2 separate regions of the Homo sapiens genome follow, and region 1 is linked to region 2. A link is an interaction called in ENCODE POLR2A ChIA-PET data of the cell type or tissue named here. Cell type or tissue: Caco-2. All regions are shown on one strand. Each heading gives the region's core, and the rest is flanking DNA. Links, peaks and the distances in the headings are about the cores only.

Region 1 (16,097 bases), core at 4,885-9,884, 54 kb after region 2:
GGAGAAACAATCAAGAACCTCCTCTCTTTCATCTACCATTAGTTGAGTTAATATTTAATAAGAGCTTCTAGTAGTGCCTGACACAAATATGCTTTATATAGGTATTTATTAAATAAAGAAAACAAATAAGATACCAAGATAAATCTAAAAACTTTAAAGTAAAATAATTAACCCTATAGAAATAAATACTGGTGACTTGAGAATTTCTCTACAAAAAAAGGTAAAAATTGATTTATTTAGTACATTTGTTCCATGCCGGAAACAAAATAGAAAGCAAACAAACATCTGGGTAAAATATTTCTTAGCAAACATGGTAGACAAATATATAAAAAACTCTTAAAAAACAATAAGAAAATTAGTAAGAGTTCTTGTTAAGTAAAGAACACAGACAAGTGACAAAAATATGACATTCTGATAGATTTATGATAATAATACTTATTCAAGGTCATACCATTTTTAAAAATTGGTGAAGACTTCAAATAATCTCCATGTTTTAGAATACTGTTAAAATTTTAAAATCAAAAGTAAGGAGCTCATGGTTAAAAGGATCTCATAATGAAAATCAAGCTTCTTGCCTTCTCCTCCCTACTCTGAGTTCAATTCTCTGAAAGCAAGCACTTAACTTTGTTGCTTCTTATATTTACCTTCATGTCTGTGAGTGGTAAACATAAACTGCTTTTCCTGTTTTATCAGTTTTATACCTTAGATATTGATTTCTGCAGTAACAAATGAAATTTCAGCTCTCAGTGCATACCTTCCTCTTTTTCCCATTCTACCCATGTAATTATATCACTTTCAAATCACTGATGTCATATAACCACATAAATATTGTTCCCTGCGAAACTCACTAATGTTTTACGATTATATGCCTTTTACTGTCTTTTGCCCCCCTGTCCCTCTGGAGTTTCTGATTGCCTTTATTTTTTTATAGCACTAATTGCCTTTATCATATTGTTTTTTTCAAACTCTTGATTATATCAGGTGTGTTAGCAAATTATCTCCTGGACTTAGACCACTGTTCCATAAACCTAGATCTTTTTGCACCAATCTTGGCTACTTGCTCTGCAAAGATTTGTTGAAATGCTGTATGAAAAGAGGGAGTGGTGAGACACTCAAACAGTGCTGGTAGAGTATAAATTGTTACAACCACCCTAGAAAGCAAGTTGTCACTATATGACAAAAGCTATAAACATTCAAAGACTTTGACCCTACTTTTCACTTCTAGAAATTGCTTCTAAGAAAATAATCAGAAATGTCATTCAGATTTGTGTGCAAAGATGATAACTGTAATGATGTTTATGTGAAAAAGTGGAAGTAACTTGAGTGCCCAGTTATTTGTGAGTCGTTAGTAGATTGTGGAGTACTCTAGATTCATTAAAATTCATTGGTAGAGCACTTTTGAAATCTGCTTCAGGGAAACACCTCGAAGAGAAAAGTAGCTATCTTCAAGCGACTAAAACTGAAGTATAATAAGAGAACCATGTGATTCAAGCAAGTCCACAACAGAGCCAACAGAGTCTGCTTTCAAAGGAATCTGCAAATTGAAGGATACAAACAGGTACGCTCCGAAATCTCAAGGGTGGAATTAATTGCTGTAGTGTGCCTGTGCACATGGGCAACCCTATGTAGCATGCATGTTCCAGATGGGTAACAGGTGCTTGATTTTTTAATGTAATGATGGTTGTGCTGCTCCCAAGCAATGAGAAAGAGGGCAGCTGTGGATGAATGGGCGTAGGGAATAGGTAAGGATGTGAAACTGACAAGGAAGGGAAGCGGTGTTATTAAATAAAGGCTGAATATTCACACAGGGGATACAGAACACTTCCCCTAATGCTAAGGTGCTGAGGAAAGGCTGTGTGGGAGATGAGTAGATGCACGTTGAGAATTATGAGGGGAATTACGTCATCAGGGGAAATCCAGGTTTCACCTGGGATGAGGCGGCGGCGCATGTATTTAAAGAACAGATTGCAAATTTCTGAGCTCCTTGGCAGCAGAGCAGGGTTTCCAGAAGACATATGGTTACAGTTAAAGGAAGGGTCAAAAGGGGAAGGATGTGTCACAGAAAGGTCAGGCTGCTCTCAATGGAATGGAGACTTATAGACATGGAGAGAGGGGTCGCCAGAATTAGTCCCTTAGATAACTAGGGAGGAGAAATTCTGGGAGTTGAGGGGTACAGAGCAAAGGCATCAACAGAACAAATGGGACAGAACTGGCAGCCCCAGCATTTCAAATGAAACTTCGGAATGAACTAGGGAAGATACCTCCACAAACTATTGTTTCAACTATCTCAGGTACACCTAATTGCCATAGGCCTATCAGCATTTTTGAGGTTGACTTCATGCACAAATATTTTTGGGAAAACCTGATGGCTAAGTAATTTGAATAAACGCCTTGAAGGGAATGAAGTGGTAGGGAAGATGGATTTGGAATTATCTGTTCCTTTTTTGTAAAAGCATAGATGAGAGAGGCTTTGGGGTACACCAACAAAAGACAGAAAATGCAGTATTAGCTCAAGAAACCTGGGCCAGGTTGTTTGCCTTGAGGGAGCAAGAGGCTTGTGTGGGAGCCTTCCGGGACTGTGTGAAATCTTGGCTGAGTTTTGAGTCAAGGTCGACCAGATGCAGGTCTGGCTTCCCAGAGAGTAGATCTCACTCCCTTGCTGAAGCACAAATCTGCTGGGAGTGGCGCTGACTTTGGACTCGAGGAAGAGTGAGAGTAAATTAGTAAACAAACTAAAATAGGAAATAAAAATGATTTATGGTTTGTAAGTAGACACATAAAAATTTTCAAGGCCGGGTACGGCAGCTCATGCCTGTAATCCCAGCACTTTGGGAGGCCAAGGCGGGTGGATCACCAGAGATTAGGAGGTCGAAACCAGCCTGACCAACATAGTGAAACCCTGTCTCTACTAAAAATATAAAAATTAGCCGGGCGTGGTTGTGGGCACCTGTAATCCCAGTTACTTGGGAGGCTGAGGCAAGAGAATCGCTTAAACCTGGGAGGGGGAGGTTGCAGTGAGCCGAGATTGCGCCATTGCACTCCAGTCTGGGTGATAAAAGCAAAACCCTGTTTAAAAAAAAAAAAAAAAAAAATTCAATTAACCACTTGACAGTGTTTTACTCTCCCAGTTCTCCAAATGTTTATGTTTAACCTAGGGCACAATTCAAAGTGGGTGGTGTTGTGGAAGCTGAGTGTTTACATGTGCTTTCTTATTTCTGGGTAATTATAAGGAGTCAATGTGCACATTTTCTTTAGAGCAGGACACATAACTGTGAAGACAGCTCTATCATCTTAAAAATATTTGCATTTTAAATATTTTATTGGCCCAAATTTTGAGAAATGGAACACACAGATAAAAGAAAATGTATTGAATATTCTGACAGACAAAGAAGATTCAGGGAATCTCAAATACTTTTAAGCCAGCTTGTGATCTCATTCCAGATTTCTAGGTAGCTGCACTTGAGTTTCCAAATTTCACCTGCTAAATGTACAATTTTGGGTAAATATAGGGAACACTGTCCAGTCTTCAAAAGCAGTAGAAGCAACTTCGTTGAGGAGTTAGCATAAAAAGAATCTGTTACAAAAAGTGGGTGTACAAATGCAAATTTTTGATGGAGAATAAAAATTCACCCAAGATCTGGTTTTTAGCTTGGCTTTCACACAGGGTACTAGGCATTCACAGACCAGCCTCATTTTTCATTCCTTTGACATAAACTAGCCCCACCAGTTTGGGTTTGTAGAGAGACTTCTATCTTCCTAATACTCATTTATTGACTTCCATCATCAGAGTTCTCACGGAAAAACCTTTCACCACCATAAATCAACTTGGATGTTATTGATACTTGGCCTGGAGTTACACAAACACAATGAGATCGTGGAAGAGAGGGTTAAATGGATTATTCTGGACATCTTTCATGAAAATTGAGGCTCCTCACATTTCTCTCCTGTGTTTTCTTTTTCTGAGTGGCTTCTTAATTTCAGTATCATTTTCTTTATCCTTTCTGGTTCCTTGTTAAAAAAAAGAAAGGAATGTGTTTCCTGGAAACTGTCTTTGTCAACTAACCTTTGCATTTTAAGTGATACTTCTGTTGTCTTGATTTCTAAAGATCACGAAGGTCTAGCTTTCCTAAAACTTGTTTGAGTTCATGAATTGTTATTTTGAACCTCACTGAAATGTTTAAAATTATTTCCATTGAGAAAAAAATTTCATTCTACCAATACAACTATTTTTATCTGTAATACTCAAGGAGTTTTGCTGAGTGAAGAATGAAGAGTAATTCCTAATATAAAATTAATAGGCATGTAAGCTTTCATAATAGTACGAATATTCTCATTTTTCCTATGGGTAGGTCTTTGCTCATCAAGATCCCAATGGCTCTAGTAAGAGAAGAAATCCAGGCACCTGAAGCAGTACAGATGGTAGCAAGGGTTGTGACTAGGAGCTTGGAGTCTAAGAGAGAGCAACTCTGGCTTGAATCTTTAGCTACAATAACTGTATAGACATGAAATAAAGTTCTTAACCTCTCTGATTTTCAGTGTTTATAGGTGACTAAAGTAGGTATGGAAAAGTGGGTTTCAGATAATGGTTCTGAAGGACAGAATAATCATTTTTCCAAAAATAATAGGAGCAGATATATAAGAGAATATTATTTGAATTTTTTGTTTAAATCTAGTAAGTGGGTTGGAAGGGAAAGAATTGAAGAGAGAGTGCTCTAGACCAGGGGTGTCCAATCTTTTGGCTTCCTTGAGCCACATAGGAAGAGGAAGAATTGTTTTGGGCCACACATAAAACACACTAACACTAACGATAGCTGAGGAGCTAAAAAAAATTGCAAAAAAACTCAATGTTTTAAGAAAGTCTATGAATTTGTGTTGGGCCACATTCAAAGCCATCCTGGACCACATGCTGCCCATGGGCCATGGGTTGAACAAGTTTGCTCTAGACAGAAGGCGTGGCATGAAGATATTCTCAGAGCCAGAAGATGGGGAGAACTAGAGAAGATGAACTGGGCAGTAGGAGGAGATGAAGAAAGCAAAAGATGACTAAGACAGTCCTCTCTGCCCACAAATTCATAATATTAATAATGGATCTTTTTTACTAGAATTTGATATCACAGGTCACTTGATTTCTTAATTGGGGATTTCTTTTATGAGCCATATCCTCCACTTTGCTGTTCCCTCTCTATTTATTTGAAGAGACAAGTCCAACACATAAAAGAGAATAAAGGTCTACACCATTTAGCCTGATGTTAAGTGCAAAAGGATTGCAGAGTCAGAGATGAATATGGGATGGAGTATGGCTGCAGGCTCCAAGGATGAAATCAGGGTTTGAAGAAGTTTCCGAAATGCCAGCAGCAAGTGGAGGTCTTGTTGTTAGCTTTGACAGGTTGTAGACAGCTTTGTACTATACCTGTCCAATGCCAAGCGATATGTGCCTGATATGTAATAATTTCTGAATTTGTTAAGGGAATGAAAATAAGAATCTACCTGCTATGGGCTGAACTGTGTCCTCTTCCTCCTCAAATTCATTTGTTGAAGGGTTAACTCCCAGCACCTCAGAATGCCACTACATTTGAGATAGGGTGTTTAAAGAAGTAATTAAGGTAAAATGGGGTTATCAGGGTGTGGTCTAACCCAGTGACTAGTGTCCTCATAATAAGAGGAGTTTATGACACAGACAGAAAGACACCAGACATGTGCATGCACAGAGGGTTGCCCCTGTGAAGATAGAGGGAGTTGGTGGCCTTCTACAAGCTAAGGAAGGAGACTTCAGAAAAATAACCCTGCTGGCATCTTGATCCTGGGCTTCTATGCTCTAGAATTGTAAGAAAGTACACTCTGTTGTTGAAGACACCCAGTCTGTAATTATTTGTTACGGCAGCCCTAATAAACTCACACACGATCCATTTTGTTTTACTTTCCCTTCAAATAACAATGATGTCTTAGTTATATGTGTTGTTTAGTCCCATGGTAGTAACTCATTTTTTACCAGTCCTAAATGACTTATTTAGGGAGAGAGGAGAAAATAAATTTGGAGAAATGCAGAACATACATGAATGGGGAACAGAAACAAAAGTATACATGAAAAAGTCTACAGTTGCGATGGTGCAAGGCTACCCTGGTTAAGTTGAGGGAACCCTTCCCTTATTTCCCAATGACTCAGAGACTGGTCACTGCTTGACAAAGTTTCTCCCTAGAGAAGTCACTAGTATTAGAAGAGGACACAGAAACCAGGGCCACCCTCTTAAGTCATTGTTTCAGAGATAAGCCAGTGTGGGGGAAGATGTGATGAGGCATAGAAGCTGGAATTTGAGCCTTGGTTAGGTAACTGAGGAGACCATAGGAATTGCTTGGGTGGGGAAAAATTAATTACGTGATTTTGTCTCACACTTTGATACATGCAAAATAAGTTTAGAACAAACATCAAGGAAGAAAGAGGAGCTAATAATGATTGAGTCATACCTTTTAAGGAATATGTGTCAAAGATAGCCTTGAAAGAGAAAAGAAGTGGAGAAGATACTCCAGAAACTCAAAATGGAATGTCAGGTGTGGGCAAAAAGAGTTTGAGATAACAGGGAAAGGGTTTAGAGCAGAGCAGGAGGGAAGAACACAGTGGGACCGGTGCTATTCCAGGTGCTAATCAATGCCCTGGAACTGCTCTTACTGATCTAATGGGGATCCAGGCAGGAAAGACACAGTCCCTCTTCTCCAAAATCTCCCAGCCCAGTGATGAGCACTAAGTAAATTGTGACGACTCTACAGACTTGCAAGTGCTAAGGTGGGAACCCATGGTGTGCACTGGGAGCACAGAGGAGGGACCTCTTGCCTGGTGCTAAGGGAAGGGGGTCAGAGGAGACCTCCCCAGGAAAGGTGACAACTAAGCAGAGTCCTGATTGAGAGTGGGGGCTAGGCCAGCAAAGAGATGTGTGGAAATGCATTTCAGGCCTGCAGAAAGTTTGTGAGATGGGAGAGCATGACTCATTCGTCAAACCACAGGAAGGTATTATGGCTGGAGTAGAATTTTTCTGAAATGCGGTCTTTTCTCAGTGGTAGGGAAGAAGGGCAAAGGGAGAGATGTATAGTGTCTCTCTCAGAACTTAAAAATTCTTTTTTGTTAATGCAATTAATATGTGTGTACCATGAATCACCTGGATGATTTGCATATATTCAGGAGTGATTATAGTAAAGAAGAATTTAGGACAACACCAAATCCAGCAATATATTGTTAAAATGTTGTTTTGAATTAATGCATAATTGTACATGCAGGTATACCTCATTTTATTGTGCTCTCCTTTATTGCCCTTCGCAGATATTGTATTTTTTATAAGTTGAAGGTTTGTAGCAACCTTGCATTGAGCAAGTCTATTGGCACCATTTTTCCAACAGAAGTGCTCACTTCTTATCTCTGTGTCACATTTTGGTAATTCTTCCAGCATTTCAAACTTTATAATTATTATTATTCTGTTATGGTGACCTGTGATCAGTGATCTTTGATGTTACTATTATAATTGCTATGGTTTAAAGGTCCCTGTAGCCCATGGATCAAGGAGTAATTTTGACTTTCAAGCCTTATAATTTAAGAAACTCAAGTTAGCACATGAATTATAAGAAAGCAAAATGCCAGATTGTTGATATGGAGAAAGTTTTAGTAGTCTGGGTAGAAGAACAAACCAGGCACAGCATTTCCTTAAGCCAAAATCTAATCCAGAGCAAGGCCCTAACTATTCGATTCTATGAAGGCTGAGAGAGGTGAGGAAGCTGCAGAAGACAAGTTTGACACTAGCAGAGGTTGGTTCATGAGGTTTAAGGAAAGAAGCTATCTCCATAACATAAAAGTGCAAGGTGAAGCAGCAAGCGTTAATGTAGAAGCTACAGCAAATTATCCAGAGATCTACTTAAGATCATTGGGGAAGGTGGTTGCACTAAACAACAGATCTTCACTGTAGATAAAACAGCCTTCTATTGGAAGAAGATGCTATCTAGGACTTTCATACTAGAGAGAAGTCAATGCCTGGCTTCAAAGCTTCAAAGGACAGGTTGACACTCTTGTCAGAGACAAATGCAGCTGGTAACTTTATGTTGAAGCCAATGCCTATTTACCATTCCAAAAATCCTAGGGCCTTTAAGAATTATGCTAAAAGCTGCTCTTCTTGTGCCACATAAATGGAACAACAAAGCCTGGATGACAGTACATCTATTTACAGCATTATTTACTGAATATTTTAAGCTCACCGTTTAGACCTATTTTTTTTAAATGGCTTTCAAAATACTACTACTCATTGACAATGTACCTGGTTACCCAAGAGTTCTGATGAGGATGTACAAAGAGATTAATGTTTTCCTACCTGCTAACACAACATCCATTCTGTAGCCCATGGATCAAGGAGTAATTTTGACTTTCAAGCCTTATAATTTAAGAAACTCATTTTATAATGCCATAGCTTCCATAGACAGCGATTCCTCTGATGGATCTGGGCAAAGTGAATGGAAAGCCTTCTGGAAAGGATTAACCATTCTAGATGCAGAATAATCCCATTTAACTACTTTTTCTTTTGTTGCCTATGCTTTTGAGGTCTGAAAAATCCTTGCCCAGACAAATATCACAAAATGTTTTCCCTATGTTTTCTTCTAGTAGATTTATCTTTTTAGGTCTTACATTTAAGTATTTAATCCATTTTGAGTTAATATTTGTAATGATGAGAGATAGAGGTCTAGTTTTACTTTTCTGTATGTGGATATCCAGTTTTCCTGGCACCATTTGTTGAAGAGATTGTCCTTTCCTCAATATGTGTTCTTGGCACCTTTGTCAAAAATTAGTTGGCTGTAAATGTGTGGATTTATTTCTGTATCCTCTATCCTGTTCCATTGGTCTATGTGTCTATTTTTATGCCAGTACCATGCTGTTTTGGTTACTATAGACTTGTAGTACATTTTGAAGTCAGGTAGTGTGATGCCTCCAGCTTTATTCTTTTTGCTCAAAATTGCTTTGGCTATTTGGAGCCTTTTCTGGTTTCATATGAATTTTAGGATCAACTTTTTCTATTCCTGTGAAATATAATTTTGTGAAAAATATCATTGGTATTTTGATAGGGATTGTATTGAATCTATAGATGACTTTGAGTAGTATGGACATTTTAACAATATTAATTCTTCCAATCCACGAACATGAGACCGCTTTCCATTTATTTGTGTCCTCTTCAATTCCTATCATCAATATTTTACAGGTTTTATTGTAAAGAGTTTTCACTTCCCTGGTTAAATTTATTGCTGGGTATCTTAATTTTTGTAGCTAGCATAAATGAGATTGCTTCCTTTCTTTCTTTTTTAGGGAGTTCTTTATAGTTTTATAGAAATGCTACTGATTTTTGCATGTTGAATTTTGCATCCTGAAACTTAAATGAATTAGTTTATCAGTTCTAAAAGTTTTTTGGATAGAGTCTTTAGGTTTTTCTATATGCAAGTTCATATCATTTGCAGACAGACACAGTTTGACTTCCTCTTTTTCAATTTGAATGACCTTTCTTTCTCTTGCCTAATTGTACTTGCCAGGACTTCCATTACTGTTTTTAATGAAAGTGCCGAAAGTGGGCATCTTTGTCGTTTTCCAGATCTTAGAGAAGAGCTTTAAACTTTTCCTCCTTTAGCATGATTTAACTGTGGGTTTGTCATATATGGCCTTTATTGTGTTGAGGTCTGTTATTTCTATTTGTTGAGAGTTTTTATTATGATGAGATGTTGAATTTCATCAAATGCTTTTTCTGCATCAATTGAAATGATTATATGGTTTTTGTCCTTGATTCTATAATGTTTATTGATTTAGGTATGCTGAACCATCCTTGAGTCCATGAAATAAATCTCACATAATCATGATAAGTGATCTTTTTAATGTGCTGTTGAATTCAGCTTGCTAGTATTTTGTTAACTTTTTTTTGCATCCATGTTCATCAGGGAGATTGGCCTGTAGTTTCTTTTTTTGGTTATGTTCTTCTCTGGTGTTAGTATCTGGGTAATGCTGGCTTTATAAAATTAATTTGGAAGAATTACCTCCTTTTCAATTTTTTGGAGTAATTTGAAAAGAATTGATGTTCATTTAAAAAAAATGTTTGGTATAATACAGCAGTGAAGCCACTTGGTCCGGGGCTTTTCTTTGATGGGAGATGTTTTATTATTGATTTAATCTTGTTATTTATTATTGTTCTGCTCTGTTTTCTGTTTCTTCATAATTCAATTTTGGTAGCATATGTACCTAGAAACTTAACCATTTCTTCTAGATTTAGCTTTTCATAAAAGTCACTTATGATCCTTTGTATTTCTAGGATCAGTTCTAATGTCTCTTTTTTCACTGCTGACTTTATGTATTTGGCTTTTATCTTTATTTCATAGTTAGTCTGGCTAAAGATTGGTTGATTTTGTTTATCTTTTCAGAAGAACAATTATTGGTTATGTTGATCTTTTTAATTTTTTTCTCTATTTTGTTTATTGTTGCTCTGATCCTTATTATTTATTCCCTTCTACCAATTTTGGCTTTGGTTTGTTCTTGTTTTTCTAGTTTCTTGAGGTACAATGTTAGGTTTTTATCTGAGATTTTTCTATTTTGTTCATATAGATGTTAATTGCTATATACTTCCCTCTTAGAATTGTTTTTGCTGTATCCCATAGGTTTTGGTATATTGTATTTCCATTTTCATTTGTATTAAATTATTTTTAAATTTCCTTTTTAATTTCTTTATTGACCCATTGGTCTTTCTGGAGCATGTTTAATTTCTATATATTTGTATGTTTTCCAAAATTTCTCCTGTTACTGATTTCTAATTTTCTTCCACTGTGGTCTGAAAAGTTACTTGACATAATTTTGATTTAAAAATTTTTTTTGACACTTGGCTTGTGGCCTAACATATGATCTATCCTGAGAAGGTTTCATGTGCTGTTGCGAAGAATGTGTATTCTGTAGCGGTTGGGTGGAATGTTCCGTAATGACTGTTAGGTACATTTGGTTTAGAGTGCAGTTTAAATATGATGTTTCTTTGTTGATTTTCTGTCTGGATGATCTGTCCATTGCTGAAAGCAGGGTGTTGAAGTCCTCTACTATCATTGTATTGAGGTCTCTCCCTCCCTTTAGATCTAATAATATTTGCTTTACGCATTTGGGTGCTCAACTGCTAGTTTCACATATATTTACAATTGTCATATGTACTACTCCTGCTCTCTTTTGGTTTCTCTTTGCATGGAATATGAGCTTCCATCCTTTCACTTTCAGTTTATGTATGTTCTTACAGGTTAAGTAAGTCTCTCACAGGCAACACATACTTGTTTTTTTTTTAAACTCTATTTAGCCACTTTATATACTTTAATTATGAAATTTAATCCATTTACATTCAAGATTATTATTGATATGTAAAGACTTACTCCTGCTATTTTATTAATTGTTTTCCGGTTGTTTTGTTTATCTTCTGTCTCTTTCTTCCTCTCTTATGGCTACATTTATGTTTGGGTGATTTTCTGTAGTAATAAACTTTGATTTCTTTCTCTTTCTCATTTGTGTATCTGCAGTAATATTTTTCTTTGCAGTTATTCTGGGGCTTACATAAAATATTGTATAGTTATAATAGACTATTTTTAGCTGATAATAATAAACTTTGGTTGCATACAAATATTCTAGACTTTTACTATCCCTTCTAAAATTTTTAATTTTGCTGCTTAATTTACATCTTTTTATATTGTGTGTTCCCTAACAACTTATTGTAGCTAGACTTATCATCGACCATGTTGACTTTTTAACTTCACAGTAGAGATATGAAAGATTATGTACCAACATTATGGTAATGAAGTATTTTGAATGTGATAATAAATTTACCTCTACCAGTGAGATTAGACTTTCATATGTTTTATGATAGTAATTATTGTCCTTTTGCTTCCAATTGGAATACTTCCTTAAACATTTTTTGTAAGGCTGGTCTAGCGGTGATGAATTCCCTCAGCTTTTGCTTGTCTGAGAAAAAATGTATTTCTCCTTCATTTCTGAAGATAGCTTTCCTGAGCATAATATTATACATGACATTGTAATGACACTTTGAATGTATTATCTCATTTTCTTCTGGCTTGTAAGGTTTCTTTTGAGAAATCTGCTAATAGTCTAATAGAAATTCTTGTGTATGTGACTTGATATTTTTCTCAAAAAGCCCCCAAATCCAAAAACTTTTTTTTAAGAATGTCATAAATGACTAAGCTAGAAAGAGAGAAGAAGGTGAAGTTGGAGAAATGCAGGACAATACATAGTTGGAGAACAGAAACAAAAGTCTACATAAAAAATACAGTTGAGATGGTGTAAGGCTACCATAATGTAAGGTTAAGGGAATCCTCTCTTTCTTTTTCAGTGACTCAGAGACTGGTCACTGCTTGATAAAATTTTTTTTCTAGATAATTCACTAGTATTAGAAGAGAACACAGAAACCAGGGCTACCTTTTTAACTCATTGTTTCAGATATAGGGTGAGGAGTGGTGTGATGAGGCAGAGAAGCTGGAATTTGAGCTTTGGTTAGGAAAATAAAGAGACCATAGGAAGAGCTGGAGTGAGGAAAAATTAATTATGCGACTTCTTCTCACACTTACATACATGCAAAATAAGTTTACATAATAATTATTGAGTCATACTCTTTTTTTTTTTTTTTTTTTTTTGAGACAGAGTTTCTCTCTTGTCGCCCAGGCTGGAGTGCAAAGGTGTGATCTTGGTTCACTGCAACCTGCACCTCCTTCATTCAAGCAATTCTCCTACCTCAGCCTCCGGAGTAGCTGGGATTGCAGGCATGCGCCACTATGCCCAGCTAATTTTTTTTTTTTTTGTATTTTTAGTTGAGATGGGGTTTCACCATGTTGGCCAAGCTGGCCTTGAACTCCTGACCTCCGGTGATCCACCCGCCTCGGCCTCCCAAAATGCTAGGATTATAGGCATGGGCCACTGCGCCCAGCTGAGTCATACTCTTTAAGGAATATGTGTGTCAAAGATAGCCTTGAAAGAGAAAAGAAGTGGAGAAGATACTCCAAAAACTCAAAATGGAATGTCAGGTGTGGACAGAAAGAGTTTGGGATAACAGGGAAAGTGTTTAGAGCAGAGCAGGAGGGAAGAACACATGGGACTGGTGCTATTCCAGGTGTTAATCAATGTCCTGGAACTGCTGTCACTGATCTAATGGGGATCTAGGCAGGAAAGACACAGTCCCTCTTCTCCAAAATCTCCCAGCCCAGTGATGAGCACTAAGTAAATTGTGACGACTCTACAGACTTGCAGGTGCTAAGGTGGGAACCCATGGTGTGCACTGGGAGCACAGAGGAGGGACCTCTTGCCCGGTGCTAAGGGAAAGGGGGTCAGAGGAGGCCTCCCCAGGAAAGGTGACATCCAATCCAAGTCCTGATAGAGAGTGGGGGCTAGGCCAGCAAAGAGATGTGTGGAAATGCATTTCAGGCCCGTGGAAAGTTTGTGAGATGGGAGAGCATGACTCATTCATGGAACCGCAGGTAGGTATTATGGCTAGGATAGGATAATTTTTCTGAAATGTGGTCTTTTCTCAGTGATAGGGAGGAAGGGCAAAGGGAGAGATGCACAGTGTCTCTCTCAGAACTTAAAAATTTTAATAAGGCAATGAATGTATTTGTATATATACTCTAAATCATTTGGATGATTTACATATATTCAAGAGCTATAACAGTAAAGAAAATTTAAGACAATACCAAATTCAGCAATTTTTTTTTCCTTTTAAAAGGATATATTTAAACACTGATGAGAGATGCACTAGAATTGTAGGCAGGACTTTTTTTTTTTTTTTTTTTTTTCAGTTATGGTTTACCTGCAAAGTTCCTAGTCCTAACAGTAGTTCAGGAATCCACAGATGTCTGAAGTGTGAGCTAGCACCCCAATTCATCTGACCATAGGAAAGGCTTTAGTGGACTCATACAATTCAAGTGAGACTCTGGCACTGTCTTTGAGTTTCAGTAAGTGCCTTTCCTTTCAGAGATACTGGAGAATTAGAACTGTGTAGAAAGTCTTCCAGCGTACAATATAGAAGCACAAATAGAGCCATTGACCTTAATGGGACATTTGAGGAGGTCATACAATAAAACAGCAGTCTCTGTTAAGAAATAACACTAATGGGCCTGGGGGTGCTAAATAGAGGGTGGATTATTTTCTTACCCATATATTGTACTTGGCTTCCACGTCATCTGGAAGAAATTTCATCTGTTATCTTCACTTGGTCTTCATTCTTATTTTAAAAAACCTTCTCTTCAGAGCAGAGCAGGTATCTGGTGAATTATCACTGTGACTAAACAAATTGTCCTTTGCCCAGTGATTTTTAAATATGTACACTACCCACCATGGAATTTACTAGGCCAGCTAAAACTTGAGTAGGAGATATAACTAATTCTAATGGATTTTATTTTGATGTAGATAAGTACTACAATTTAGAAAAGCATAAGGCAATTAGCAACTTAAGACCTTGCTAATAAAATGCTATTTCACTTTCTGGCAGAGAGTGCAATAGACAGAGATCAATTCTAAGAGTAAATTGGTTGAATATTAGTGCAGAGCCCTGTGATGCCATCAAAACATATTAGGCATATTTACTATATCATGGAAAGTCCTCAGTAATAGCACATACCTCCCTGATGGAAAAAGTGGCCATTTATTTTTAAAACTTTTATTTATCTCAGCTCAAATTTTTAGATATGTTTCTCCCCCAATTAGAATATGAGAATAGGGACTGTATTGTTTACAACTAACTGTATTGCCAGCATCTAGAACACTACCTGGTCTGTAATAGGCTCTCCATAAATATTTTCAGAATAAATTAGAATCATCTACACACCTACTTTGACATACACTGTCTGGTGCTTTCAGATCTGTCTCACTCAATTTTTGTCAGAGCTAGTCAGACGTCCCATTGGTCCAATGTGGAAGCTGAGATCAGAGCTAACTGTCCGAGGACAAATAGCTAGCAAGTGTCAGATGTGGGATTCAGCCCAAGCCTTCTAACTTCACTCTCAAGAATGTTTTCTTGTCTACCTTGGATTTAAGGAACAATTCTGGTTCTTTGCTGAGAGGACTGGGTACTGGCTGCTAGAAAGCTTTTTGAATTATTTCTTCCTTCTCCTTCCTTCCTTCCTTCCTTCCTTCCTTCCTTGCTCCTTCCTTCCCTCCCTCCCTCCCTCCCTCCCTTCCTTCCTTCCTTCTTTTCCCCCAAAGACCCCTGATATGAACTAGATAGGTTACTAGTGGATTTCCTTCCAGATTTCAATGTTTACTGATATACCAAGACATTATGCAACCTCAAAACACTTCTAACCCAAGAGCACTTCTAATGGTACCCACGGGGGTCCCTCAGGACTCTGGCTCATAAATGGGCTGTCAGGCCTCAGAGCCCTCAGTTGGCCGCTTGGGGCTCTTCCCTCATAGACATGCTTCCTTGTGTCACATGGACAGACAGAAAGTACTGTCTTGATGAGTCATTTTTGGCTCTGAAGCTACTTGTCACTCAGGAGGCAGGAGAGGGATGTGATAGAATCTTTGCCTGAATTCTTGAAGGGAGAGGCTTGGCCTGGTTACACATATTTCTTTTGTTACAAAATCCTCATTAAAATAGACACCTTTTACTTGACCCAGCAGATCTGTAGTTGTTTATTTTCTCTCTATTGTAACCAAAATTTAATTTTTCCCCAACCTTTGGACTTGACCATGAAGATGATAACCATTTTTAGATATTTATATAATATTTGTAATAGATTTCATGTAATGTTTATATTATATATATTTTATAAATGTAACGTTTCTCACTTTCTTCTTAACAAGATCTGGGGCAAACAATTTCAGGTTAAAGAAATGGTATTTTTAAAAGTTGTAGGGGACATTTTATGGGTAGAGGCCTTGCACCCGTGTCTCCCTTCTTAATTAGCTGGCTAGATTGCAGACTCACTCTTTGAGCGAGAGGACTTGGTTTGTGTGTTTGGGGGCACCGTGTGTGTGTGTGTGTGTGTGTGTGTGGATGCATGCATGCCCATTTGTATTTGTACATAAGTTAAAAAATAAGAATCGTGCCGGGCATGGTGGC
Region 2 (16,097 bases), core at 6,629-11,628:
CTATTGTTTTTCTTTGCTAAGAACAGCAGGAAGAGACAAAAAAAAGTCCTTCAGAAAATAATTTATCTAGACTTTTGCAAGGCAATGAGAAAATGAATTGCCATTAGGCTGAGCAATCTACCCTGTATCACTGAGGATAGAAAATGTCTCAGAAGGTCACTCATGTCTAAGAAGTTTCACGTGGATCTTGGTACAATTGTGGCTTAAAATGTGAAGTTCAGGCCAGGTGCAGTGGCTCACGTCTGTAATCCCAGCACTTTGGGGGGCCAAGGCAAGTGGATCACCTGAGGTCAGGAGTTGGAGACCAGCCTGACCAACATGGAGAAACCCCGTCTCTACTTAAAATACAAAAATTAGCTGGGTGTGGTGGCAGGCATCTGTAATCCCAGCTACTTGGGAGGCTGAGGCAGGAGAATCACTTGAACCTGGGAGGCGGAGGTTGCAGTGAGCTGAGTTTGCACCACTGCACTCCAGCCTGGGCAACAGAGTGAAACTCCATCTGAAAAAAAAAAAGAAAAAGTGAAGTTGTGAAGTTCAGGGGTTCAGAGAAAATCCCTTCCCCTCATAAGTGAGGAATGAAGAATGGAAGCACTCTGAGGACACTTCCATGCAGACAGTCAGATGGACACACCCAGTAGAGTGGCTTTGTAATATTGCACTGTCTATCATAGGACACTTCCCAGCTACCAGACACAGAGTTTCTCTTGGGCTCAGCCCAGTTTTTCATCTTTGTGTTGCCAGCACCACGGCACCCTGCACAGCACATAGCAGGTGTTCAAGCTTCCTCCCTTCCCCGTCTATCCTCCCCTTTCTCCCTCCCTTTCCCCCGCTTCCCTCAACCCTCATCTACGGAGTGCTTCTTATATCCCAGGCACTGTGCCCAAGCCTGGTGCATGGTGAATTTCAGCAACATGCATCTCCTAAATATTAAGAAAAAAAATCCCCCGACTAAGAACCTTTGGTTTTTAACCTCATTCTGTGCTATTTTCAGTAACTTCTGGTTTCCACACTAAAAAAATTTGCAGTCATTATTTATTGAGCATGATCTACAGACCAGGCCTAGTAATAGTCACCTAATTCATTAATTCACTTACCCATTCACAACTATTTATTGAGTACCTATTGCATGTTAAGTGCTGGAATTACAGCAGTGAATAAACACACAAAGACTCCTGAAGCTCATGAGTGTCCAATTACTTGCATTACCTGTATTAAAACTTATATTATTCATGATCCTCATGAAGCTTCCGGTGGGGTGAAGGGAGAGAAGCAATATGTAAGCAAACAATAAACATGTATGACATCAGGAGGTAATCAATAACATAAAAATGTAATGACACGGGGGCACTGGAGAGAACTACAGCAGGTCCTATGAAAGCTGGGGGAAAAGCATGATAGCCAGAGGGAACAACCGGTGCAAAGGCACTGGGGCAGAGAGCGCCTGTGTGTTCGGGATTGTGTTTTGGCTGGAGCAGAGGTGTTGAGGGGGAAGTGATCAGAGATGAGATCACACAGCTGGCAGGGGTGATGTCTCCTACAGTTTCATAAGCCACTCTAAGGACCTGGCTCTCCCTCTGAGTCAAATGGGAAGCCAGTAAAAAAATTTGAACAAAGCGGCTGGGCGCGGTGGCTCATGCCTGTAATCCCAGCACTTTGGGAGGCCAAGGCGGGTGGATCTTGAGGTCGGGATATCGAGACCATCCTGGCTAACACGGTGAAACCCCGTCTCTACTAAAAATACAAAAAATTAGCCAGGCTTGGTGGCAGGCGCCTGTAGTCCCAGCTACTTGGGAGGCTGAAGCAGGAGAACGGCGTGAACCCGGGAGGCAGAGCTTGCAGTGAGCCGAGATTGCGCCACTGCACTCCAGCCTGGGTGACAGAGCAAGACTCCATCTCAAAAAAAAAAAAAATTTGAACAAAGCTACGTGGGGCATGATCTACTGCACGGTACAGTGGTTAAGTCCTCGGGTCTTGGGCAAGGCTACTATTTTGGAATTATGCCTCTGTTTCTTGCTAGTTGTGTGACTGAGGTTAAGTTACTCAACTTCTGTGCACCTTCTGTGTGACAACCATACCTACCCCTTGAGTCGTTATAAGGGTTATATAAATTAATATTTGTAAAGTACATATTTGTTAAGTGTACAAAATGAATGGATTTTTAAAAATCACTTAAAATGTACTAGATAATTATGAACTGCTTTTGGACAATTAATCAAGTGACTTCCCTAAGGGCACAGATCATAGATGAACAGGTCAGGATCCACACCCAGGTCTATGTGACCCTGAAACCCATATTTTTAGCATACAGCGTGGCACCTGCCTCTTTCCTCTGCAATCTCAGCTGCTGGAGCCATCATTAATTAGATAGTAACAGGGTGTATTATGGGTTGTATTGTGTCCGCCCCAAAATTTATGTGTGGAAGTCCTAATACCCGGTACCTCAAAATGTGACCTTATATGGAGACAGGGAAATGTAATCAAGTTAACGAGGTCATTAGGATGGGCCCTAATCCAATATGACTGGTGTCCTTGTACAAAGAGGAAATTTATTTTTGTTTTTGTTTTTGTTTTTTCTTGGAGACAGAGTCTCGCTCTGTCACCCAGGCTGGAATGCAGTGGCACGATCTCAGCTCACTGCAACCTCCACCTCCTGATTTCAACCAATTCTCCTGCCTCAGCCTCCTGAGTAGCTGGGATTGCAGGTGCCCGCCACCACACCTGGCTAATTTTTTTGTATTTTAGTAGAGACAGGGTTTCACCATGTTGGCCAGGCCGGTCTTGAACTCCTGAACTCAGGCAATCCTCCCTCCTCAGCCTCTCAAAGTGCTGGGATTACAGGCGTGAGCTACAACACCCATCCAAAAGGGGAAATTTGAACACACACACACAGAGAAAGAGAGAGACAGAGAAAGAGAGAGAGAATGCCACATGAGGACTGGAGTTATGTTGCCACAAGCCAAGGAATTTTGAGAAGCTTGGAAAGAGGCCTGGAATAGCTCCTTCCCTGGCATCTTTAGAGGAAGCGTGGCCTTCCAAACACCTTGATTTTAGATTTCTAGGCTCCAGAACTGTGAAATAATACATTTATATTGTTTAAGCCAACCAGTCTGTGGTGCTTTGTTATGGCAGTCCTAGGGAACCAGAATGCTGTCTTTAGTTATCCTCAATATTTTATGCACTCAAAGAAGCCTTTGCCAAATGTCTAGTGAAGACACAGTGCTAGACTCCTTCCCTAGGGAAGGCAGCTGGGTTTTGTGCAGTTTCTATGTTGTCCAAACCCTTTGCCCCAGGAGTGGGTGAGAAGCTGCAGCAAGTCACTTACAATGAAGGGTGATTGCGAGTAGGAGTGATCACCTAGGTCTCTGATGTGTGCTAATTTCCTCCTGTAATTAACCTGTCAACACTGTCTGTTAATAAACCTAGGGGGTTGCCAACATTGATCAAATACAACACGAGGAAATTGGATCCTATGGAAAAAATGTCACATCAAAGTTTCAGAAGCATTTAAAAAAATCTGTTCTGATTCTGCTGAGTTTTTAAGTCAGACAAATCATTCCTGATGAGTTAAGATTGCTGGCACCTGGGTCGTCTGGTGAGGCACCTCGTTTTGATTGCCCGTTGCATAGTTTCATTTCAGCCTAAGATCTTAATTCCTGCAAATGATTTCCCTAGCATATATGATGAAAAGTAATGTGCCTGCTGAAGATGGATTTAACCATATTTAGCTATTGGAAAGACCTTGTCAGGAACCATCTTTATTCATTTTTTAAATGTTTGTATAGTGGCATATGAATGTTCAATAAATATAATTTTCATGATCACACAATATTTTCTCTTAACCTTGATCTCTTCTCCTAGATTATTTAAATTCCCTATGTTAATAATAGAAAAAAAGGACCTATAATTGCTATTGAATTCCTGCAGTTTACACACTGTGCTAGAAATACCTGTCAAATTTCCCTGTAACTGCTGTGAAACAGCCTCAGAAGCCAGCGGGGCCACCAGCAGAAGGTCTGATACCTTCTACCTCACAATTAATCTAGATTTGGCGGGGCATGGTGGCTCACACCTGTAAATCCGAGAACTTTGGGAGGCCAGGGCAAGGGGCTTACTTTAGTCCAGGAGTTCTAGACCAGCCTGGGCAATACAGCAAGAACAGTCTCTACAAAATAATAATAATAATAATAATAATTAGCCAGGTGTGGCGGTACATGACCGTGGTCTCAGCTTCTCTGGAGGCTGAGGTTGGAGGATTGTTTGAGCCCCAGGGGGTCAAGGCTGCAGTGAGCTGTGATCACACCACTGCACTCCAGCCTGAGACTCTGTCTCAAAAAAAAAAAAAAAAAATCTAGATTTATGGATCATGGATGTGGAAGAATCAGACCTTGCTTTGAATTCAGCTGTGTCACTCACTATACCAGTTTCAGAAATACCTTCTGAGGGCCATGCTCCCTAAAAATAATTTTAATAAAGAGTATAGACAGTTTACTTCTTAAAAAGCAATTTATTATCTGAAAGAAGGAAAGTTCATAGTGATTATTCTGGTCAATGCTTCATTCATGTTGATATTTCCATAGATAATAGTAGTTAATTTTTGGTAGTTGTTGATTTACATGTTTCATTAACTTAGCTACATGCCTTGTAGCACCTAACACCTCACCCTTTTTGAGCAATTTCTCAGGAAAAGATTGGTGATGACTTTGTTTTGTACAGCTGACTCATCACCCCAAACTCGCCCTGTGATGAGCCCTGGGAACCCTTGCAACCTTGATGACAGCAGTCAGGAAGTATATGCAGTTAAGCAATTCCCATAGAAGGGAAGTGAAGCAGTGGGTCACCTGATACTGGAGTCTCATAACCAGACTCGCGAAGTAGGAAGGAAGCCTCCTTGCAGGGCGGTTCCACCACAGTATGAGCGGCCACAGAAAAAGTTACCCTGAGTGTTCCGTGCTGCACCGCGTCACCCAGCCCCACATTCATATGTTGAAGTCCCAAACCCTAGTACTTCAGAGTATGATCGTATTTGGAGATGAGTCTTTAAAGAGATAATTCAGTTAAAATGGGATCCTGGGAGTGGGCTCTAATCCAGTTTAAATGGCGTCCTTAGAAGAAGAGGAGAGGGGGACACAGACACACACAGAGGGAATCCCATGTGAGGACATAGGGAGAAGGTGCCATCTACCAGCCAAGGAGGGAGGCTTCAGAATGAACCAGCTCTGCTGACACCTGATCTCAGACTCCTCCAAAACAGTGAGAAAATAAACTTCTGTGGCCTAAGGTGCACCATCTGTGATGTTTGTTACTGAAGCCCTATCTGACTAATACAGTGGGTGTTGCGTTTATGCAACCTTTTCCTTCATAGAATGCAGAGGGATTAATCTCCTACTTCTTGCCTGTTTTCCCTCAGCATTAGCCACTCTGGCCTCCTCGCTGTTCTGCACACGTGCCATTCCCTCTGCCTAGAACATATTTCTTTCAGATACCTTCCTGGCTCCTTCCTTTGGTTGCTTTAAGTCTGCTGGCATCTTGCCTTCTCGGCAGGTCTCCTCTGGCCACTTATTCAAAATTACAAACCATCCACCTCCTACCATCCCCCAGCACTCTTTATCCTCCTTGGTTTTAAAATTTTTCTCTATATCACAAGGTCAGGAGATCGAGACCATCCTGGCTAACACGGTGAAACCCTGTCTCTACTAAAAATGTAAAAAATTAGCCTGGTGTGGTGGCAGGAGCCTGTAATCCCAGCTACTTGGGAGGCTGAGGCAGGAGAATGGCGTGAACCCGGGAGGCGGAGCTTGCAGTGAGTCCAGATAGCACCGCTGCACTCCAGCCTGGGCGACAGAATGAGACTCCGTCTCAAAAAAACAAAAAATTTTTTTCTCTAGAGGGCTTATCACCTCCCAGCACCCTATATAATGTACTTATTTAAACATTTAACTTCTTCATTAGAATGTAAGCTCCATGAAGGCAGAAATTTTTGTCTGTTTTATTCACTGATATATGCCCCACAGTAGGGATAGTACAGGACATGTAGTAGGAACTCAAGAAGTATTTGTTGAATGAAAATATTAATAATAATCATCATAATACTTAATGTGAATTGAGCAATATGTGCCAGATACTAAGTGCTTTACGTGTATTGGTTCATTATACATGCATAGATACACTTAATGTAGTATAGCTTAATTAATTATGTTAATTAATATATGAATTACTTCATGGTTAAAATAAAAATATTCCTGTGTGGTTAAAAAATGTTTGATTTCTTTCCTCTTTGTTATATATTGTGGGAGTGAAGGAACTCCTCTAAAAGCAGAGTAGGCAGTGATAAAGCTTGTAGGGAAACTTTGATTCAGGACAAAGAAAGATTTGTCTTTTCAGAAAGGTGGTTATATAGCCGGGTGTAGTGGTGGGCGCTTGTAAGCCCAGCTACTCGGAGAATCGCTTGAACCTAGGAGATGGAGGTTGCAGTGAACCAGGATCGTGCCACTGCACTCCAGTCTGGGCAACAGAGCCAGACTCTGTCTTAAAAAAAAAAAAGAAAAAGGAGTTTATGGTACATGTGAACTAGTATTTACTAGTTACCAATGATTCAGTCCTTACCCTGTGGGAGGCACAATCCCTTCCTCAGCCAACCAGGGAAGGAATGGATAAAACAATCTGCAAGGTAGAAAGTGCAGAAATGAAATGCAAAGACTGGATTACAAAGCACGTTATGCCTCCGTCCAAACACTCCCTACGTTTCTCACCATAGCCTTCAAGATAAGAAAGAGCTTTTGATTCGCTGGTATAATTTTGAAGCAGATAATTTCTTGAAAATATTCGATTTTAATCTTGGTTGCTTTTGTGTTTTGTGATCCTTATTGATTACCTATTTCAGCATAGTTAGAGTAGTTTAAAGTTGCTAGGGTCAATTATAATGTAAAAGCCATCAATAATGCTGTTAGATGTTTTAAAAAAATAGAAAAAAATCTAGTGAAAAGCTATGATTTGAAAGTATAACAGCTGTGAAATTGCTACCTTTCCTCCTTCTGCTCATTCATCATCTCCCGGCTTGCAGTATGTTGGAGACAGCGTCTGGGGACTGAATTGAATAATTTGAAGGGGGGAAATGATACACCTTTGTAAATTAAACACAACTGCCAGGAAGATTGATTAAATACAACTTAACTGAAACCTCATTATAGATTCAGATGAAGTTCCTCATCAGTCTTTCTACAGAAAAAAAGAAGAAACAGCTCCCAAATCTGGATGTGGTTTCCCCTGGAATAGATCTCACTTTTTAAGAAGTTTTCCTTCTGTGGTGTTAAAAAAAATCATTTTTTTTTTCTGCTGCTGTTTTAGAAATCCTGAAAAGTCATAATGCCCGATAAATGAATGCCCCATTTATGAGTCACATTTACTTTTACATATATATGTGGGAGACTCCCTAGAGGTGTATCTGAAGATTACTAATGGAAAATCTTGATTTATTAACTCAGGGGAAGCTACATAGACTGTCTCCAAGAGTTCTGTACTCCTCTCTCTTATAAGAGTACTTTGAGGCCGGGCGCGGTGGCTCACGCCTGTGATCCCAGCACTTTGGGAGGCTGAGGCGGGCGGATCACGAGGTCAGGAGATTGAGACCATCCTGGCTAACACGGTGAAACCCCGTCTCTACTAAAAATACAAAAAAATTAGCCGGGCGTGGTGGCAGGTGCCTGTAGTCCCAGCTACTCCGGAGGCTGAGGCAGGAGAATGGCGTGAACCCGGGAGGCGGAGCTTGCAGTGAGCCGAGATCGCGCCACTGCACTCCAGCCTGGGTGACAGAGCGAGACTCTGTCTCAAAAAAAAAAAAAAAGAAAAAGAAAAAAGAGTACTTTGAATAATTTTCCCTCACCACTTTCCATCATATATATATGTATATATATATACACACACACACACCCACACAACATAAACATAGATATTTATGTATACACATACATATATTTATATAAACACATATGTATATTCATACATACATCCATGTGTGTGTCTATATATTTAGTATTGCCCGATTTTGAAAACTAAAAATGATGCATTTTCACCATAAAGAAATATCATGTAATGCAGGAAAGAGCAAAGAAGAAACTAACAAATCCCACAAAATCACATCTCCCCAAGGAAAAAAAATTAGTTTGGTCCATGGTGAACATCATTCTAGATGTCACTTTAAGCCTATATTGCAAAGTAAAATGCTTTCAGGAGTCAAGAGGAACTTCCGTGGTTGAGACTGATGTGAGGAGACTCATTCAATCCTCTCAGTCTACCTTGAGCCTTTCCACATGGTATGGAGAAATATTTCTGTACCCTAAAAAAAATTTTTTTTAAACTACAGGGCAAGCAAGATGATATATAGCAACCAATGCTTTCCTTGTTGGGAGAACAATAAGAGTGATGGCACCTCTGGCAAACTGAAGAAGACATGCCCCGTCCGGAGGGCACAGGTATTTCTCAGGTAAAGTAGGTGATTGCCAAGTGGCAATGTGGTCCCAGTGTTGTCAGAACTTCTGTTCTGCTAGAAGTGAGACATTTGACTTCGTACTAGAAACTTTCTAATTTAAAAATATTTTCTCAAAATTGTTTAAAGACTCTATGTGGTGGCTCACCCTTTTAATCCCAGCACTTTGGGAGGCCAAGGCAAGAGGATTGCATGAGCTCGGGAGCTCAAGACCAGCCTGTGCAACATAGTGAGATTGCATCTCTACAAAAAATACAAAAATTATCCAGTGGTGGTGGTGCAGTAGCCTGTATCCAGCTACTCAGGAGGCTGAGGTGGGAGGATGGCTTGAGCCCAAGAGGTGGAGGTTGCAGTGAGCCAAGATTGTCCCACTGCACTCCAGCCTGGGTGACAGAGCCAGACTTTCTCTCTAAAAAAAAAAAAAAAAAAAAAAATTGTTTAAAAGTGCTGCAACGTAGCCTACTCACTGCTATTTGTTAGGGACAGTTAGATAAATGGATGGGTAGAAAGATCTATAGATAAATAACCAGCAAGTCAAATGATTATTTAAAAATAAAGTAATTCTATAGAAGCTACTTACTTTTTAAAAATCACAATAGATCTATATATAAATAACCAGCAAGTCAAATGATTGTTTAAAAATAAAATAATTCTATAGAAGCTACTTACTTTTAAAAAAAAATCACAATTTTACTTAAACTTGATAGAAGAAAAACAGGCCAGGTGTGGTGGCTCACGCCTGTAATCCCAGCACTTTGGGAGGCCAAGGCGGGCAGATCACGAGGTCAGGAGATCGAGACCATCCTGGCTAACATGCTGAAACCCCATCTCTACTACAAATACAAAAAATTACCCAGTGTGGTGGCACGTGCCTGTAGTCCCAGCTACTCAGGAGGCTGAGGCAGGAGAGTCACTTGAACCTGGGAGGCAGAGGTTGCAGTGAGCTGAGATTGCACCACTGCACTCCTGCCTGGGTGACAAAGCAAGACTCTGTCTCAAAAAAAAAAAAAAAAAAGAAAGAAAAAGAAACTGACATTAAACTGAAAGAGTTGCTAAACTTCATTAAGCATTTCTTCACCATCAAAGAGTCTTCTAAACTTAAGAAAATTATTGTGGAAAACATTATGAGATTGGAGACTTAATTATTACAATAAATGATCACTGTATTTTTAACTACAGGTATATGCTTTAGTTTAAGACTATACAGATTGACTTCCTACTTTTAGAAGATTTCTACTCCTTAAATAATTTTTCCTTGGTTTGTCCCAAGACTATCTTATCAGCCTTAGTCCACTTTTCTCAGAATGGTAGGGAATTATGAGAATCTCATAATGTGAAGTGGTCTTCCTTCCTTAGTACTTCTTCCGGAGGCGGAACCATAGCACTTCTGAATCTTCTGTTTCTTTTCATAGACTGTACTCTTTGATGTTTATGGAATAATGCTATGCCCTTTCCTTATTTGGTTGTTGCTAGAGAATTTTTTGCATTCTTAAAAACCACTTTTCAGCCAGGTGCAGTGGCTCATGCCTGTAATCCCAGCACTTTGGGAGGCTGAGGTGGGAGGACTGCTTGAGCTCAGGAGTTTGAGACCAGCCTAGCAGATCCCCGTCTCTACAAAAAATATAAAAATTAGCCAGGTGTGGCGGTGTGTGCCTGTAATCCCAGCTACTTGGGAGGCTGAGGTGGGAGGATTACTTGGGCCCAGGGTGTCAAGGCTGCAGTGAGCTGTGATTGTGCCACTGCCCTCCAGCCTGGGTGACAGAGTGAGAACCTGTCTCAAATAAATAAAGAAATTAAATAAAACAATTTTTCATATAGAGGTATCAAAGCAAGTGGTTTTTATAATCCTACAAGATTTTGCTGTATTTATCTAGAAACTTTTCTCAACTATCTTTAAAGCTAGTGTAATATTTACCAAGAAACTGTTATATGCAATCAATATTTATCATACCAGATAGTGTGACTCATAAAGTTTATTTTCAAGCACTTGTGGGTGTATCATTAATTTAGCAATCATATACTATCCTATATCATGCGGCTGTAATTACATGTCTGCATAGCCATATATACTATATATCAATTTCCTGGGTTATTCGACAGTGGTGCCCCCAGTTACGTTTTTAAAATTTAATGTATTTTACGACTAAAATAGATCTTATAGATCAGTCAACTCTCATCTTACAGATGATGCAATTGAAGCTCAGAGATCAATTTGAAAAGCTTTTAAGTCCTTCAAGGGACTGGAAATCACTCAAGCTTTTTGTACCCTCACTCCTTTTTTCATCTCTGGTGTGTAGAACCACACCTTGTGTGATTACAGATAGATCAAGCCCAATAAGAAATCTGCTGCCCTAAACTCCAGTATTGAGAGGCTGCTGGCGGTAAGTGAAGAGGCTTTCCACATTTTCAAACCAACCTTCCTGCCCATGACTTCATAAGCCTATGGATGCTGCTTACCTGTGTGTTAAGGTGTGGTAGGTGCCGGCCTTCATGGTCGGTGAAAATGTGTCTGTATTAGTCCGTTTTCATGCTGCTGATAAAGACAAAGCTGAGACTGCACAATTTACAAAAGAAAGAAGTTTAATTGGAAAATTAAACTTTTCCAATTGTGGCGGGGAAACCTCACAATCATGGCAGAAGGCAAGCAGGAGCAAGTCACGTCTTACATGAATGGCATCAGGCAAAGAAAGTGAGCTTGTGCAGGGGAACTCCTCTTTTTAAAACCATCGGATCTCATGAGACTATCACGAGAAAAGCATGGGAAAGACTTGCCCCCATGATTCAATTACCTCCCACTGGGTCCCTCCCACAACACATGGGAATTCAAGATGAGATTTGGGTGGGGGGACACAGCCAAACCATATCAGTATCTATCTCCAGATTTTGTAGTAAAATATAGATTCAGGGAATAGAGCTTCAGAAACAAAGTACCCCTTGATTTACAACTACCTATTTTTTTTTTTTTTTTTTTTGAGACAGGGTCTCACTCTCTCATCCAGGCTAGAGTGCAGTGGCATGATCATAGCTCACTGCAGCCTCAACCTCCTAGGCTCAAACAATCCTCCCACCTCAGCCTCTCAAGTAGCTTGGACTACAGGCACATGCCACCATGTCCGGCTAATTTTTGTGTTTTTTGTAGAGAAGGGGTTTCACCATGTTGCCCAGGCATCTTAAACTCTTGGACTCTAGTGATCCACCCAACTCAGCCTCCCAAATTGCAGGTATTACGGGTATAAGCCACCATACCCAGCCGTGACTACCTGATTAAGAGAATTTCCCAATCTAGAAAGCTTTATCACCATTTGGAGATCAGAAGTCTGGATGAAAGAAAAGAACTACCTTATTTATCCCTCTGAGCATTTTATTTTATATAATATGCTTTTTAAAATATATTTTGACCAGATGCTCCCTCCTGCACCAACCCCTCCTCGCCACCAACACACATACATGCTCTTGTGTGTGGGATTTGTTGTTGTCGTTGTTGTTGTTTGGCTTTTGGCTTTTGTAAAAATAGGTGCTGTGGTCAGTACAAATAATCCAGTGGTCTTTCACTCATCACATTGACTCCTCACTCTCCATTCAAGATGCTTTCATCTGACATTTAAAATTGTAGGCATAAGCATCCCAGCACTTTGGGAGGCTGAGGCGAGCAGATCACGAGGTCAGGAGATCGAGACCATCCTGGCTAACATGGTGAAACCCCGTCTGTACTAAAAATAATACAAAAAATTAGCCTGGCCTGGTGATGGGCACCTGTAGTCCCAGCTACTCAGGAGGCTGAGGCAGGAGAATGGTGTGAACCCAGGAGGCGGAGCTTGCAGTGAGCCAAGATCATGCCACTGCACACTCCAGCCTGGGTGACAGAGCGAGACTCTGTCTCAAAAAAAAAAAAAAAAAAAAATCGTAGGCATAAGCATGCAGGTGACAGTCAGCCGTACCATCACATCCACATGTAACTATTTCCCTCATGGGAAGTAAATAACTTCTGAGTTTTTACTAAAGGACACAATGGTCCAATAGATGTGTGTGTCTGTGTGTGTGTCTGTGTGTGTGTGGAACAATGTTCAACCAACCCTTGATACTTTACACTGAAGAAAAATTAAAAAGAGACCTAGAATGAAGAGGATTATCAATAATTTATTGAAGAAATTCTGTTCATTTTGATAAACATTCATTGTCAATTTATTTTACATTAGGAATAGTGCTATACTTCTAGCCCTGTTACTCACATCCTTCAGCATCTACATAAATTATCCATCCAAAACCCTGGCTTCCCAGTTCCCAGACCCCTTTATGCCCACTCATTTTTTTCTCCACCACACCTTTGCTATATATTCTCAAGGCTTTTCAATATCTGTAACTACACCACCTCAGCAATCCCCATTTTAAGTGCCCTGTCTCTGATTACAGCCTCCAGGCTTTCCCTAATATGCCCACTCCAACACTATCTTGACTTCCCAGATACTGCCAATCCATTGGCATTATTTTAAAACATCATTATTATTTTGAAATATGTCAAGAATCATTTCACACATACAAACAATATAAAGAATAACACAGCAGTCATATATCTACTATCTAACTATAGATATAAAATATTACCAAGAGCATTAAACCCCATTACATAGCCTTCCCAACTACATCCCCTAGATAACTACTATCTAAACTTTGTATTAATAACTACCATTCTCACTCATTAATTTTTTTCTTTTATCTCTCTACAAAATACTGTTTCGTTTTGCATGCTTTTAAACTTATAATTACTGGGATCATACAGACTGTATTCCTTTATGACTTCCTTTTATTTTCTCTTGATGGAATGTGAGAGTCGTCCCTGCTGGCCTGCAGCACTAGTTCATCATTTTCACTTCCACGTGTTATTATACGGTGTGAATATACCATCATTATTTAAAACACATGTTTCTGTTGATGGGCATTTGGTTCTCCCATTTGTTTGTTTTCAATTTCAAACGATGCTACAGTGAACATTTTTGAACACCTCCCTGTGCACAGATAAATGTGTTTTTTTTCTGGAAGACATGGCCATGCCACGGGCATACTTATTTTCATCTTAACTGGTGCTGTCAGATTATTTCCTGTGAATTCCCACCTTTTCCCCTTCAAGCAGCTCACGTCCTTGCTTCTTTTCTTGCCCAGGTTAGATTCCCTGAAGCATCACTAAGTGATTCCTTTCCATATATTGTGGCCACCTGACCTTCCCTCTTTCACTGAGCCTTCCTAGCAAAGCCCCGTCTTTGGCTTAATCCAATTCTTATTATTCTGAACTGAATGTAGAGAATAACAGAGCTCTGCTGACTGATCCGCTGCACCCATGCGACCTCATGGGTGCCCTTACTTCTACCAGGCAGTCCCAGCTCATTCCCTAAACAATTCTCTTTCCCAGACAACTGTTCACACCTTTCTCCTCCAACTTCTGTCTTCACTCTCAAATGATGACCGTTTCCCCTTCTTTTACAATACTATAAAAAGCAACCCGAGGAGAACTTTCATGTCTTCCCACCTCCTGATCAGTCAGCCTGCTGCCGGTGACCCTCTGCCGTCCCACCTGCCACAAAAGGGGAACTGTCTCTGATCCTGTCTAAAGCCAACCCCTCTTCTGAACACTGGGTTCCATCTGTCTGACACCGCTAAAGGTTTTTCTACTCTAATTTTCTCCACTGCTCCCATATCACTATTTCCTCCCTTTCTTCAGGATCTGTCATTAGCATACAGACATGCTCTAATATTTCCCGTCTTAAAATAAAAATGTCCTATCCTCCTGTCTTCCACTTCCTCATGTATCTGCTTTGTTGTATGGTGAGCTCATCAAGAGTTATCTATACCGATTGTCTCTATTTCCTCATTCCTATCTGAGTTTTGACACACTCAGTGAAACCGCCATTGCCAAGCCATTGATAACCTCCATGTTACCAAATCCAATGATCAGCTCTCAGTTCTTATCAACTTTACAGCAACAGTTGAGCCAGCAACCTCTGAATGTTCAGAGAGGCTGTAGCTCTGTTGCTGACCAATTCAAACTGGTCTGCAATTTGAGTTGAATCCTGGGAGTTGAGCCTTGAATCTGCAGCTCCACCTGATTTTCTTCACTAGGCTTCCAAGGCACTTTTCCTGTTATCCTCTCCCTGCCTTTGCCTCCCCACTGCGGCTTCTTCTCTGTTTCCTTTTCTGGATCTTCTTTTCCTTCCTGGCCTCTAAATGTTTGAGTACCCCTAGGTACAGACCTCGCTTCTCGATCTACAGTCCACCGCCTGAAGCTCTCATCTGCCCCATAGCTTTGAATACCATGAATATGCTGGTAACTCCCAAAAGCATATCAACAATCCCCTTTAAGGGACACTGATATGCACCCCTGTTTATACTCCACATCTTTACTTGGATATCAATGGGCATGCGTACCAAACAGGATTCTAGGTTCTTCCCTCCTGTTTGTCCACAAATAGCTCTACCCTCCACCTAGTTTCCCAGACCACAAACCTGGGAGTCATCCTTGATTCCTCTTTTTATCTCACATCCCACAACCAATCTGTTAGCGTGTCTTGTCATCCCAAATTAGCATATGTCCCCTGACTCTGACCCATTTTCAGAACCTTCCCTACCAGCATCCTAGTCCAAGCCACTTTCCCTCTCCCAAGCTACTGCAGCAGCCTCCTAAAGATCTCCCTGCCTCCATTCTTGACCCTACACAGCATGCTTACAGAAAATCAGGCCAGTCTTTTCTTGTTTCCTTTCATCTTCCGAAATATTTATTGAGGTATAACATATGTTCCGTAAGGGGTTCAAATCTTAATGTTCAACTCAGTTTTTACAGATGCATTTGCTTTGGTCTGATGTTGGTGTCCCCTCCTCAAAATACATATGTTGAAACCTAAACCCAACACAATAGTATTTTTTTTTTTTTTTTTTTGAGACAGAGTGTCACTCTGTTGCCCACGCTGGAGTGCAGTGGCACAGTCTTGGCTCACTGCAGCCTCCACCTCCCAGGTTCAAGCAATTCTCCTGCTTCAGCCTCTGGAGTATCTGGGATTACAGGCATGCACCACTGTGCCCATGTAATTTTTGTATTTTTAGTAGAGACGGGGTTTCACCATGTTGGCCAGGCTGGTCTTTAAGTCCTGACCTCAGGCGATCTGCCTGCCTTAGCCTCCCAAAGTGCTGGGATTACAGGCGTGAGCCACCAAGCCCGGCCCCCAGTGCAATAGTATTAAGAGGTGAGGTCTTAGGGGATGATTAGATCATGAGAGCAAAGCCCTCTTGAATGAGATTAATGCCCTTATAAAAGAGGTTAGACGAAGCTTACCTCCCCTTTCACTCTTCCACCATGCTAGGATACAGCTAGAAGGCTCTATCTATGAAGGCAACATCCATGTCTGCCCTTACCAGACACCTAATCTGCTGGCACCTTGATCTCGAACTTCCAAGACTTCAGAACTATAAGCATTACATTTCTGTTGTTTATAAATTATGCAGTCCAAGGCATTTTGTTATAGTGCCCAAACGAATGAAGACATTGTATGTGGAACATCTGTGAGGATATAGACCACTTCTAGCACCCCAGAAACCTCAACCATGACCTCTCCCAGTCTATAACTCCCAA

Evidence for each region. Peaks named below come from ENCODE experiments on the same cell type or tissue, not always from the same donor. Only the 100,000 strongest peaks of a DNase experiment are listed, where the experiment ranks them.
Region 1: POLR2A ChIA-PET joins it to region 2 with 12 read pairs; 2 of 35 experiments call an interaction of 5 or more read pairs at or near these places.

Annotation. Positions count from the first base shown.
Region 1 is chr6:12,259,800-12,275,896 of GRCh38, forward strand. LOC124901260 (a long non-coding RNA gene) reads right to left here and starts at 5,577. Exons shown (of 3, transcript XR_007059454.1): 1 at 5,488-5,577. It also overlaps a transcript of EDN1 not described here. RefSeq lists a silencer at 15,379-15,498. In Caco-2, for the core only: no CTCF peak of the experiment used is centred there; no DNase peak of the experiment used is centred there.
Region 2 is chr6:12,203,575-12,219,671 of GRCh38, forward strand. It overlaps a transcript of HIVEP1 not described here. Among named protein-coding and RNA genes, the nearest start is that of EDN1, 79 kb to the right of the region's middle. In Caco-2, for the core only: no CTCF peak of the experiment used is centred there; no DNase peak of the experiment used is centred there.